4 separate regions of the Homo sapiens genome follow, and all the other regions are linked to region 1. A link is a contact called in ENCODE Hi-C or POLR2A ChIA-PET data. All regions are on one chromosome and are shown on one strand. The core of a region is the stretch at or near the end of the contact, and the rest is flanking DNA. Distances in the headings are between cores, read along the strand shown.

Region 1 (2,700 bases), core at 72-2,571:
AGAGGGCACCCTCTACCTTCCCTAGCTTCGTTCTCTGGGTCCCCTCCTCCTCCTCGCCTCCCCTCCACCCCGGTCCCTCATCCCCGCTCTACCCCCAACACACAAACACTGCATCCTCCAGTTCACCCTCGCAGCCCCGAGGCTTCTTCCTTAGGGATGCCCCTAGTCTGTAATCTCCCCTTCTTCTTGCCCGTCAGGCACAGAGCCCCCAATCCTCAGCTATTTCTTTCCAGGAGTAACTCACTCACCCATTCCTCTTCCCGGCTCTGCATCCCCAGAGACTAACCCGAGTCAAGAATCCCCCACGTACATCCCAACCACTCCCCGAAAGTCAAAACTCTTAACTTCCCTGGAGGGCGCTTCAGAAGAGGGGCGCAGGATGGGTAGAGATGTGGGTTCGGCCTGCCCGAGAGTGTCGCAGACCCTTTCAGTTCCCAGCGGTAGGAATTCCGCCTCCCAAGTTTTCCAAGCTACATTGGCTTCGGACTTGTAAGTCCACTTCAGTCTCAATTCCTGGGGAGCAGGTAGCCGTGTGCAGCTCCGGGGAAGGGATGCGGGCTGAAGGCGCAAGCTTCCCTCCCACTCCCCCCGCAAGTCGGCGCGGGGACCACCCACCCCCTGGAAGGATTCCTAGCCTAGCCCCAGCACCCTCCCCTCAGTCAGGACCCTCGACAGCTCTGGCCCCCTAAGTCTCTCTCGACTACTCCTGGGCTGGGGGAGGGCTGCGAGGGATCCCCGGGTCGCCGTCTTTGCTCCCATCACGCAGCTCTGGGTCTCCTCCAGGCCTTCCCTCCTCTACTTCGTGACTTCCCCGGGTCCCTTTTTCCCTGGTGGTGCCGGCTGACCTTCTGGGTTGTGGGATGGGGGAGAAAACTCCCCAAGAGTAACTCCAAATCGTCCCTTCTACCGGAGGGGAGGAAAGAAGGAGACTGGCCTCGTCCCACAACTTTGGGGTGGGGGATCCCCCAGTCAACTCTCTCCCGCGGACGGGCAGCTCCTGCACCAAGCCCCATTCCCAGCGCTTGCCTACCTCGGGGTCCACACAAACCTCACGGGTCCCCGGCGGCGGAGTCACATCGTGGTTCCGATTCTGGCTCCAGCGCCCAGCCCCGGTCCCCGTCGCGGTGCTGCTCCCCGCCGGCCCCACAGCAGCGGTGGGTGTCTCATTAAAGCCCCCCGAGCAGGAGGTGGAGGGGCGCACCGGGCTGGCTCCTCTGTCCGGCCCGGGAGCCCGAGGCGCTACGGGGTGCGCGGGACAGCGAGCGGGCGGGTGCGCCCGGGCGCGGCGGCGGCAGCGTCGGGGACCCGGAGCTCCAGGCTGCGCCTTGCGCCCGGGTCAGACATTATTTAGCTCTTCGGTTGAGCTTCGATTGGTCAAACGGCGCCGCCCCCCCCCCCCCGCCCCCCGCCCCCCGCTCCCCGCTCGCCCGCGCTACCGATACCCGTTCGAGGCGGCCGCTTAAAGGGAACGCCGCGTCTTTTCCTCGCGCGGGGAACCGAGGGGCGCCCGGAACTCCCCGCTCCCCCGGGGCCTGTCCTCACCTCCTCCCCTAGGGCCCCGCGACATCGCCCTGCGAGTCCTGCGCCCTCCTGGGGCGCCTTGGACAGGACGCCCGCGGCTTCGAGGGGTGTTCCAGCCCCAGCCTCAGCCCCGGGGAACCCCGCGTCCCGCGCCCTCTGCAGAAACCCCGGCTGTGGGCGCTGGGGCGGGAGGGAGCGAGTGAGAATCGCACGCCCCGAGGTCTCGCTCCCCTAGCTTTCAACTCTCCCCTTCCTCCCCATCCCAGCACCCAAGTTCTCTGGGAGAGGGCGTGCGTTTCCCGGGCCACAGACACACCTTCCCGCACCTTCCTGCACTACGGAGCTTGCGAACGCGAGCACACAATGAAATCGCACAGAGCATGGGGGCTATTGGTTTACTCTGCTGCCTTAAACACGCCGGCTTAAACAGAGTTCGCGCACTGACCTCTCTAGAGTTTGCCTAATAGGAATTCAATCAAGATAATAACAGCATTTTTTATTGATGAACGCCCCCAGATAACGTTACACCAAGTTACTTGTTCCAGCCAGGAAGCCCAGGCAATGACAGACCTCGCTAAAGCCACACGCTTTCTAGCCGACCAAACAGAAAAACGGAAAGAGAAAGAAAGAAAACAAACCCACCTTTTCAGTCACTACTTGTCAAAGTAACCATCAAGGCAGCTGCTCCGGGAAAGACTTCGGCCCCAAAACTCCCACACTCTATTATTTTTTCACGTTCCCTTCGCTTAATTAAAGGGGGGAGGGGGCGCGAGTCTTTGGTGCCCGGTATGTACTCCTTCTGTTCTGCAGCAAAGAAGTTAAATTATTGATAGTGGAAATTGCATGGCGGAGGTAATACTCGCACCCCATCAGCGAGAAGCTCCATTTGATCTCGGCAGAGGCAGGGAGATTTCATGCTAGTTCGCCGGGGGGAGCGGCAGCGAGAGCAGCCCTCTCCGCGGTGAATGGGAAAGTGGGTGGGAGTCCACGAGAGGGCTCCACGGTGCCTTGACGTGCGCTGTCATATGATACCTCCGCTGCCTCGAAATAGACACTCTAGTGCACGAATTACCAGAATCAAAATTCAGCGCATTTAAAATGATACATCTTTTATTAGAAGAGTTCCGTTCCAGGGCATTGCATGCTTTTGCAGATGTTTTCACTTCCAGCCCCAGCAAA
Region 2 (2,816 bases), core at 8-2,507, 170 kb before region 1:
AATGAAGATAGCTTCTGATAGCAACATGTGTCATGAAGAAAAGAAAATAGCCATAGAGTGACTGAGGAGGAGTTTCTTAGACAAGCTTGTCAGTGAAAGCGTCTCTGAAGAAGGGGCATTTGAACTGAGTCCTGAATGATGAAATGAGGCCAGCCAAACAAAAATCTGGAAGAAAATCATTTTTAGTTAGAGGGTACTACAAAGATAAAAGCTTGGAGGCAGGAATATCTGAGAGACAGAAAAGCGGCCAATGTGTCTGAAGTGGGTAAGATGGAGAAGCAGATAGGGACCAGTCATACAGTGCCTTGTCAGTCACAGTGAAGGAGTTTGGATGCTATTTTATGCACTGAAGGAAGCCTTTGGGAGGTTTTAAGCTAGACGTAGCATGATCTGATTTATGTATTACAAAGAAAACTCTGGCTCCTGGATGGCGCATGGATTTGTATTATACTAATTATTATTGCTATTATTATTACAGGAGACAAAAGTAGAAGCAAGGAGAGCAATTAGAAGCTTTTACACTAACTGGGCAATACATTATGGTTCTTTCCACTACACAGCTCTTCTTCTCTTGCCTCTAAGTCTTTTCTTGATTTCAACGAATTCCTGGAGTGAGAGAATGTGTATTCTTAGTCTCTGTGCCCTCTGACATGCCCAGCACTATGTCCTGCCCACAGCAGAAGGCTCAGTACTTATTTTTGAGTGAATTATATGGCTCTTCTCATCAAGGCTGAGGAGCACATTTTTAAAAAATATATATTTGTATTTTTTGTACATAGCATATTGTCTGTCCCATAGTTAAGACTCAATGAATGTCTGTTGGAGTGGGGCAAGACCTCACTTCAGATAACCAGTTTACTGAGAGAGATCCTTGGATAGGCAGAGGCAGCAAAGAGGGTTTGGGCCTTGCTAGCATGGAGGGTAGGAGGAAGGCAGGGAAGGTGGAGCATGTTGAGAGAAGAGAGGTGGATAAAGTCACCCAGCTCTGAGCAGGCCAAGGGTAGATTTGGTCTATATTTTAATTTAAGGCTGGCCTGGTTTCATTGATGGTGATATGATCCCTATGTGTGGGAATAGGTGAAATGGTTTGATCACAATGGGACCATAATCCATTACCCAAAGCCTTCATTAAGGAGATAATTCTGTTCAGCCTCACACATAGCCAGGCCTACAGGAATTTGCCATCCAGCACCAATACTGATGCTACAAGTCCCAGCAAACACAGGATGGCAGGCCAAATTCAAGCTTTCTGGCACTCCTCCTCTTCTGGCTGAGCCCGATGTCCTCAGGCCTAATCTCAGGCTGGCAGAGAGTTAAGTGCTGGGCTGAGTCTGTGCTTTGCTGCATGTGCTGGACTTGCATTTGATTCTGTCCAAAAGAGGTCTGTGGACCAGAGGGATGACATTTGGCACCAAGAAAGTAACCCAGGTGTCTGTCTCTTTTTCAGTCCCAAAGCCTTATTCTTTTCCCTCAAGTCTATGCAATCGTTTGGAATCCATCACTCATCACCTAGAGGTTTCAGTGCCTTTAGATTAGGGTTCTGCACCCATAGCTGATGATCCACTGGACTACCACACTTGGCACCTGAACAGAGCCAACAGGACTGGTTACAAATTCGTTGTTAATTACTGTGTGTAATTACACTAGACCCAAGGTTGGAGGGAGACACCCTACTCTGTTGTTGTCTTATATACGAATTCTGTATAATTTTTTAAAAGCCCACCATTTTTACTTTCTAATTAGGATATGGGGATTTGGGGCAGCAACCTTTGTTATTTAATCATGCTTTTTCTGGGGAGGGGAGGAGAGGAAAATATTTTCCTTTTTCTATCAACAATTGCTCTCTTTTCCGCATTAAGAGGGTGGAAACTTGGTTCCTCCCTCATCCCCTTTAGGCAAAGAGTCCATGGCTCAGATTCATAAAGGTTGTTGATTTTGACTTTGGGTTGCCCTACTCTGTTTTTCCCCACCTTTCATGCTAACTAACACAATACATAAGTCTTCCTAGCCAGCACTCCCTAAGGGTGGGGTAGAAACACAGCCCATTAAAAAAATTTTTTTTAAAGCTTTGAGTAATCTCCTTTTTATATTCACCCAAATGAACCAGGTTGGTGGCATATTCTCCTTTGTTTTTACATCTGAGACGTACTTAAAGTTTAAATAGTGCCAGAATGAATCACATTGCTTGTGTTCTTATACCCAGCTGCAAATCATGCCAGGCTCAAGCCCAGGAACACAAGATTGCATGCACGCAGAGAGGGTCACTGCTGTCTTATCTACTCCTGCTCTGCTAAAAAATTGCATTTATTTATTTATTTGTTTTTGAGATGGAGTCTTGCTCTGTTGCCCAGGCTGGAGTGGCAGTGGCATGATTTCAGCTCACTGCAACCTCTGCCTCCTGGGTTCAAGCAATTCTCCTGCCTCAGTCTCCCAAGTAGCTGGGACTACAGGGGGCCTGCCACCATGCCTGGCTAATTTTTTTGTATTTTTAGTAAAGACGGGTTTTCACCATGTTGGCCGGGCTGGTCTGGAACTCCTGACCTCAAGTGATCCACCTGCCCCGGCCTCCCAAAGTGCTGGGATTACAGGCGTGAGCCACCACAGCTGACCAGAAAATTGCATTTATTATATACTGCCCCGTCCCCATCTTGGCATTCTGATATCATTGTTGCCCATCCTTTCCTTCCCATTGAGAGAGTCAACATTTCCCCTTTCCCATCCTATTCTCATTCCTACTTCTAGCTTTACTATCTACTGTATAACCTGCTGAGCCTCAGTTTCCTCAGGAGTAAAATGGAGATAATAAGAAACACCTG
Region 3 (2,700 bases), core at 142-2,641, 230 kb after region 1:
TGAGGAAATAAGCAATAACTAATTTTTACATATATGTATTTATATTAATACATGACGTTACACAGCAATAGCTCCTTCAATATTGTGAGCACATGTGTGGCTTTTGTATGAATTACAAGAGGAGCCCCATCTCCCAGAAGGATCGTCTCCCTGAAGGATCTTCTACCTAAATTTGTAATTGTGGTGTAACAACAAGTTCTGTGGAATGGCTTCACTGGAGGCCTTAGAACGGTCCCTGAATTTTGTGCCCTTCAATAGTGACTAAAATGCCTTTATAAAACTTTAAATCAGAAGACCATGATGGCAAGCCTTAGAATCCAGAAGCTGTCTTGGAAAATACTCTGTATCTCAAATTAAGCAGTAAGAGCCTTTACTGAGGCCGTCTTTAGAAACAGGATCTCCTCAGGCCCATTTATAGCTCTGAGCCATTCTGCTTCCTACTAAGGGAACTTCTAGGGACAAGGCCACCACTTTCAGCCAAACACTCATGGTCAAAGCACGGTCATTGGCTCCCCAGGAATGTTTCCCTCTCCCCTTCTTTGGCTCTGCTTTAGCATACAAATACTGCTCCAGCATCTCTGTTTTCTGTGGCGCCAGGAAGACTGAGTCCCGTGACTGCAGGGGCTGGTAGGATGAGCACTGCAGGCTGCACGAGGTCGGCCAGGGCCCATTAACCTCCTATTCAAGCTCATTGTTTTACAAGTGATCATCGCCACTTCGCTGCCCAGTCAGAAGCAAGTAGCAGCTTTACGGCCTACTTAAAGAAAATGGCTCAGCACTTAGGCATTTTCTGGTGCCACAGGGTTCAAAGTGAAATTAATTTCCATTACCGCCTATAATAAATCACCTCACCCAACACATGTATGAAATTCCATTCAGTAGACTCAAGTCATTCTGGGGCCACACAGAAGAGCATGCACACTTCAGCTTGCGCGTAATTTCTCTGCTTGGATAGAGCTGATGGGGCCCTGCAAACGATTAGGTTCCAAGAGAGCTGATGGGATGTGAAGCAGTCCTAAAACACACAGATAGGAACCCTGCCTGAGGATACTGGGTTTAGTTAGAGGAGAAGGGGGAGTTCTTTCTTTCTTGGAACACTTTTTGGTGGCCCTTTCCCTCTCTCTCTCTCTGTCCTCTCTGGGGCCTTATCACAGTCATAGATACACAGACGCTTGTGGTAGGGACAGTAGAAGCCCCTCTGATGTCAGAATCTGGATCTGGTTGGAAACTCTTGGAGGTCTTTTGTGGGGAATGTGTGTGGCTAGTCATTCTGAGTCTCAATCATTTTATGAAAGAAACTGCGGAATGATTGTAAGTCCCTCATACAGCCAGAGAATGAAGAAAGTAAATAGCAAGGTACGGCATCACTGAGACAAATCCACAGAAGCCGGAAGGATGGTGAATATGACTCACATTCAGCGAATCATGCCTCAGGAATTTAAGCTACAGAGGCCCAGAATCTTCGAGCTGGAAGAGATCTTACAGCGTGTTGAGTCCAATCCCCATGGGCTAGAGATAGGAAATGAGGAAAACAGAGACATGAGATTATAATAGTAATCGCTACTGTTTATTAGGCCCCCATTCTGTGCCTTCAAGGTACTAATTTGTAACATTTGTATTGATTAAGCCCCATGGCAATTCTAGGAAATTGTCTTTTTTATGTTTTTAAACAGATTTATATTTACAGAGAAATGGAGAAGATAGTGCAGAAAGTTTCCATATACTCCATAACCAGTTTATCTTATTATTAATAGTTCACATTGGTGTAGTACTTTTATTATAATATATGAACCACTATTGTTACCTTATTATTAACTAAAGTTCATGCTTCATTCCAATGATTTCCTTAGCTTTTACCTAATGTCCTTTTTCTATGTCAGGAGCTCATCCAGGTTACCACATTACATTTAGTTGTCATGTTTACCTAAGCTCTTCTGTGACAGTTTCTCAGACTTTCCTTGTTTTTGATAACCTTGACAGTTTTGAAGAGCTCCAATTAGGTATTTTTTTAGAATGCCACTTTATTGGAATTTGTCTGATCTTCTTCTCCATGATTGGACTGGGGTTACAGGCTTTTGGAAGGTGAGGTAGGTATTTTTATCCTCCTTTGCAAATGAGAAAACAAACACTTAGTGAAATAAGGAGAATTAAGTCATGTCACTAATATAAGTAATGAAGTCAGGTTTGGAACCCAAGTCTTTCTGAATCTAGAGATCAAGTTCTTAACCATCACATTGCTTTCCTGTAGCCCTATTAGTTGAAAGCCCAACGAGGACTTAAATCTGAAATCCAATTTGGTGTTCTTTCACAGAGACGGATGGTTGCAGCAATAGGTAGGTAGGTAAGTAGGTAGATAGGTAAGTAGATGGATAGATTGATGATAGACTCTTTATAAATGTCTCACGATGACATGTGTAACACAGTCTTACCATAAACACTCAAGCACCATAGACATATATGAGATGATAGTGCCTTGTAAGCACTCTACAATAATTGTTACTGTTAGGTGTAGAGCCGTCCAATTTTTCTATGCTTATGCCATGCATAATTTTTGTTGGCATGCATAATTATGCCAACATAATTTTTAATGGAAGTGTATTATACATACTGTTCTGCAAGGTTTTTTCTTAATAATATATCACACAATTTTATGAACTATACATTTGAGTTTGACTTCGAACTTTCTGTGTACTCTTAGTT
Region 4 (2,700 bases), core at 178-2,677, 180 kb after region 1:
CATATAAAGTTACTGAAAGGAAAGGGTCCAATGTGTTAATAGTGATTGCCTCACGGCATGTGATGTTGACTTATTATTAATAATAATGATGATAATTTTGAAAGTAGCATCTGAAATAATTACAAAATGTCAGGTACTGTTCTAAGCAGTTTGAATGTATTCATTCATCTAACATAACACCTCCATAAGACAGGGACTGCTGCTGCAGAGGATGCTAAGACACAGAGAGGTTAAGTAATTGCCCACAGTCACACAGTTAGTAAATGCCAGCCAGAGCTGGGCTGCAAACCCAGGCTTTCTGGTCTCTGACTCTACATTTGCCCACAATACCCGGCTGCCTCTTTCTGTCACGGCTAACAAGCACAGAGTGCTTACCAGGTGTTATGAAGACATATTTGTGCCCACTACACTCCTAAGTACCCCCAACAAAATTCATATGTTGAAATCCTAACCCCAAATGTGATGGGATTAGGAGGTAGGGCCCTTAAGAGGTCATTAGGTCATGAGGGTGAAGCCCTGATAATAGGATGAATACCCTACTAGAAGAGACAGGAGAGAGCTTGCTTCCTCTCTCTCCCTCTTTGCCATGTGAGATTACAAGCAGAAGATGGCTGTCTACAAACCAGGAGGCGAGCCCTCATCAGACACCAGATCTACCTGACTCCAGAACTGTGAAAAATAAATATTTGTTTTTTAAGCTACCAATCTTCTATCTTGTCATAGCAGCCTGAATTGACTAAGAGACTAGGTTTCCAGTTCTTACCTGCATCATTTCATTTTATTCTCCCATTAACTATAAGGAATATACTGTAATTATTCCTATTGTACAGAAAAAGAAGCTGGCATTTACTTGCTCAAGGTCCCACAACCCTGATCCAGGCAGGCTGCCTCCAGAGTCTTTGTATTTGACGGCTACAATAAACTGCCTATTTCTTTTTATTATTTATTTCTATTCTTTCCTGAACTTTCTGCAATGAAGATGTTTTTCAATATGATTTAAATTAGCTGTCATCTAACTATGGCCTGCCAGCTAAGTCCAACCTGTCACCTACTTCTGCAAATAAAGTTTGATTAGAACACACCAAATGCCTACTTGTTTACATGTTAATTAGCTGCTCTAGCTACAAGGGCAGATTTGAGTAGTTGAGACAAAAGTCATATGGCCCATTAACTCTAAAAGATTTACTATCTAGCCCTTTATAGAAAAAGTTTGCTGACCCTTGATTTAATTGATCACTGAACTAGTTAGGGTAATGAGGGAACTAGAATCCTGGTCTTCCTACTGTCAATTGCTTGGAGGGAATAGGTGGGAAAGGAAATGAGGAATGATGATTCTAAGTGCATTTGTATGTATGATACAGTTACACTCCAAATCTGCAGCTAGCCTTCTCTCTGACCATGTCAGAGTAGCAAAATCGAGAACAAACTGTATGACTAACACTTTGGTTTCACCTCTAAACTTCCTATCAAAGCCTGGACAATCATAAAAGTGGCAACAAATGAATCTAGGATCCTTTGTAAATTGCCAACTTTAAAAGCACTTTGAAAGATTTGGGTGTGGCCACGGGTTAAAAAATTTGAGCAAACAAGTGAGAATTAAGAATGTTTATAAGGAGCATTCCAGTCATTTCAGAAGTTTCACATCTAAACAGAAATGCAGTAAATGGACAGACACACCCTTCAGAGCTTGAAAAGTCTTTCTGCCAAAGTTCAGCCTTGGGGCCATTCCAGTTTTGGAGAGGGGAACGATAAAATTTAACATGCCCTGAAGTTGAAGCAAGGTGTCCTAAGGTCTAAAGAACAGACTAAACAGCCTCAGTACAGTACTGAAAAACTGGAACCAAGTCAGGTTTTGTGCTAGATCAGTATCTGCCTCCTCAGGCTGGAGATGTTCTTATAACCACAGAAAGAAGTTTAAGAAGATCTAGAGGAGAGAGAGAGAGAAACACATCTTTTGAATACTACCGTGTATTTTGCAGGTTACGCTATATTGTTCTCATGCATTATGTCCTCACAACATACATTGGTGCTATCTCTAATTTACAGGTGAGAAAATTGAGGCTTACAGAGACCAAAGGACTTGCTCAAGGTTACACCCCTAATAATAACAATAAGAAAGGCTTACTGAGTGCTGCACAGTGTAGTGATTTAGAATCAACTCGAACTGAGACCTCAGGGTTTATATCTCAACTCTGTCATTTACCTTGAGTAAATCACTTAACATCTCCATGGTTCATTTGATTTACCTGGAAAGTAGAGATGACAATTCCACCCGCATCATAGGGTAGACATGAGAAGTAAATGAGTTAATTTGTACAGTGCTTACAACACTGTCTGGCACATAGTGAGTACAATATCAGTGTTTAAGTCAAAACTATATGCTAGCCGGGTCCGGTAGCTCATGCTTGTAATCCCAGCACTTTGGGAGGCCAAGGCAGGTGGATCACGAGGTCAAGAGTTCGAGACCAGCCTGGCCAACATGGTGAAACCCCATCTCTACTAAGAATACAAAAATTGGCCGGGCGTGGTGTTAGACACCAGTAATCCCAGCTACTCGGGAGGCTGAGGCAGGAGAATTGCTTGAACCCAGCAGGTAGAGGTTGCAGTGAGCCGAGATCATACCACTGCACTCCAGCCTGGGCGACAGAGCAAGACTCCATCAGAGAAAAAAACGAACAAACAAAAGCTATGTGCTAGGCA

Evidence for each region. Hi-C counts contacts between places; a loop is a spot of excess contacts on that map. ChIA-PET counts read pairs that join two places held with the same protein, here RNA polymerase II (POLR2A). Pooled maps may share reads with other maps.
Region 2: a loop to region 1 is called in a map of heart right ventricle, with 7 times the contacts of the local background. The contact joins the enhancer-like site here to the promoter of BDNF in region 1. A Hi-C loop is called at or near these places in 11 of 168 maps with a recorded cell type or tissue (Caco-2, Right ventricle myocardium inferior, cardiac septum and 3 more) and 12 of 50 pooled maps. POLR2A ChIA-PET finds 5 or more read pairs at or near these places in 1 of 52 experiments (activated T-cell).
Region 3: a loop to region 1 is called in a map of IMR-90, with 6 times the contacts of the local background. The contact joins the enhancer-like site here to the promoter of BDNF in region 1. A Hi-C loop is called at or near these places in 5 of 168 maps with a recorded cell type or tissue (HCT116, IMR-90, PC-3 and 1 more), 1 of 37 single-sample maps with no recorded cell type and 3 of 50 pooled maps. POLR2A ChIA-PET finds 5 or more read pairs at or near these places in 8 of 52 experiments (AG04449, AG04450, BJ and 5 more).
Region 4: a map of Caco-2 shows a loop between it and region 1 (3-fold over the local background). The contact joins the enhancer-like site here to the promoter of BDNF in region 1. A Hi-C loop is called at or near these places in 1 of 168 maps with a recorded cell type or tissue (Caco-2) and 3 of 50 pooled maps.

Annotation. Positions count from the first base shown.
Region 1 is chr11:27,699,134-27,701,833 of GRCh38, forward strand. BDNF (brain derived neurotrophic factor) reads right to left here and starts at 1,322. Exons shown (of 2, transcript NM_001709.5): 1 at 1,031-1,322.
Region 2 is chr11:27,524,737-27,527,552 of GRCh38, forward strand. All of the region lies in intron 1 of BDNF-AS (BDNF antisense RNA), which reads left to right. Among named protein-coding and RNA genes, the nearest start is that of MIR8087, 11 kb to the left of the region's middle. Within about 2 kb of position 1,258, at least 2 of the 41 ENCODE cell types and tissues checked have a DNase peak (open chromatin) inside an H3K27ac peak, as active enhancers do; they include heart right ventricle, where a contact is called at or near this core.
Region 3 is chr11:27,933,565-27,936,264 of GRCh38, forward strand. No RefSeq gene overlaps it. Among named protein-coding and RNA genes, the nearest start is that of MIR610, 120 kb to the right of the region's middle. RefSeq lists enhancers at 334-835, 510-1,709 and a silencer at 458-752. Within about 2 kb of position 1,392, at least 7 of the 41 ENCODE cell types and tissues checked have a DNase peak (open chromatin) inside an H3K27ac peak, as active enhancers do; they include HCT116, IMR-90, PC-3 and 2 more, where a contact is called at or near this core.
Region 4 is chr11:27,880,729-27,883,428 of GRCh38, forward strand. No RefSeq gene overlaps it. Among named protein-coding and RNA genes, the nearest start is that of MIR610, 170 kb to the right of the region's middle. Within about 2 kb of position 1,428, at least 2 of the 41 ENCODE cell types and tissues checked have a DNase peak (open chromatin) inside an H3K27ac peak, as active enhancers do.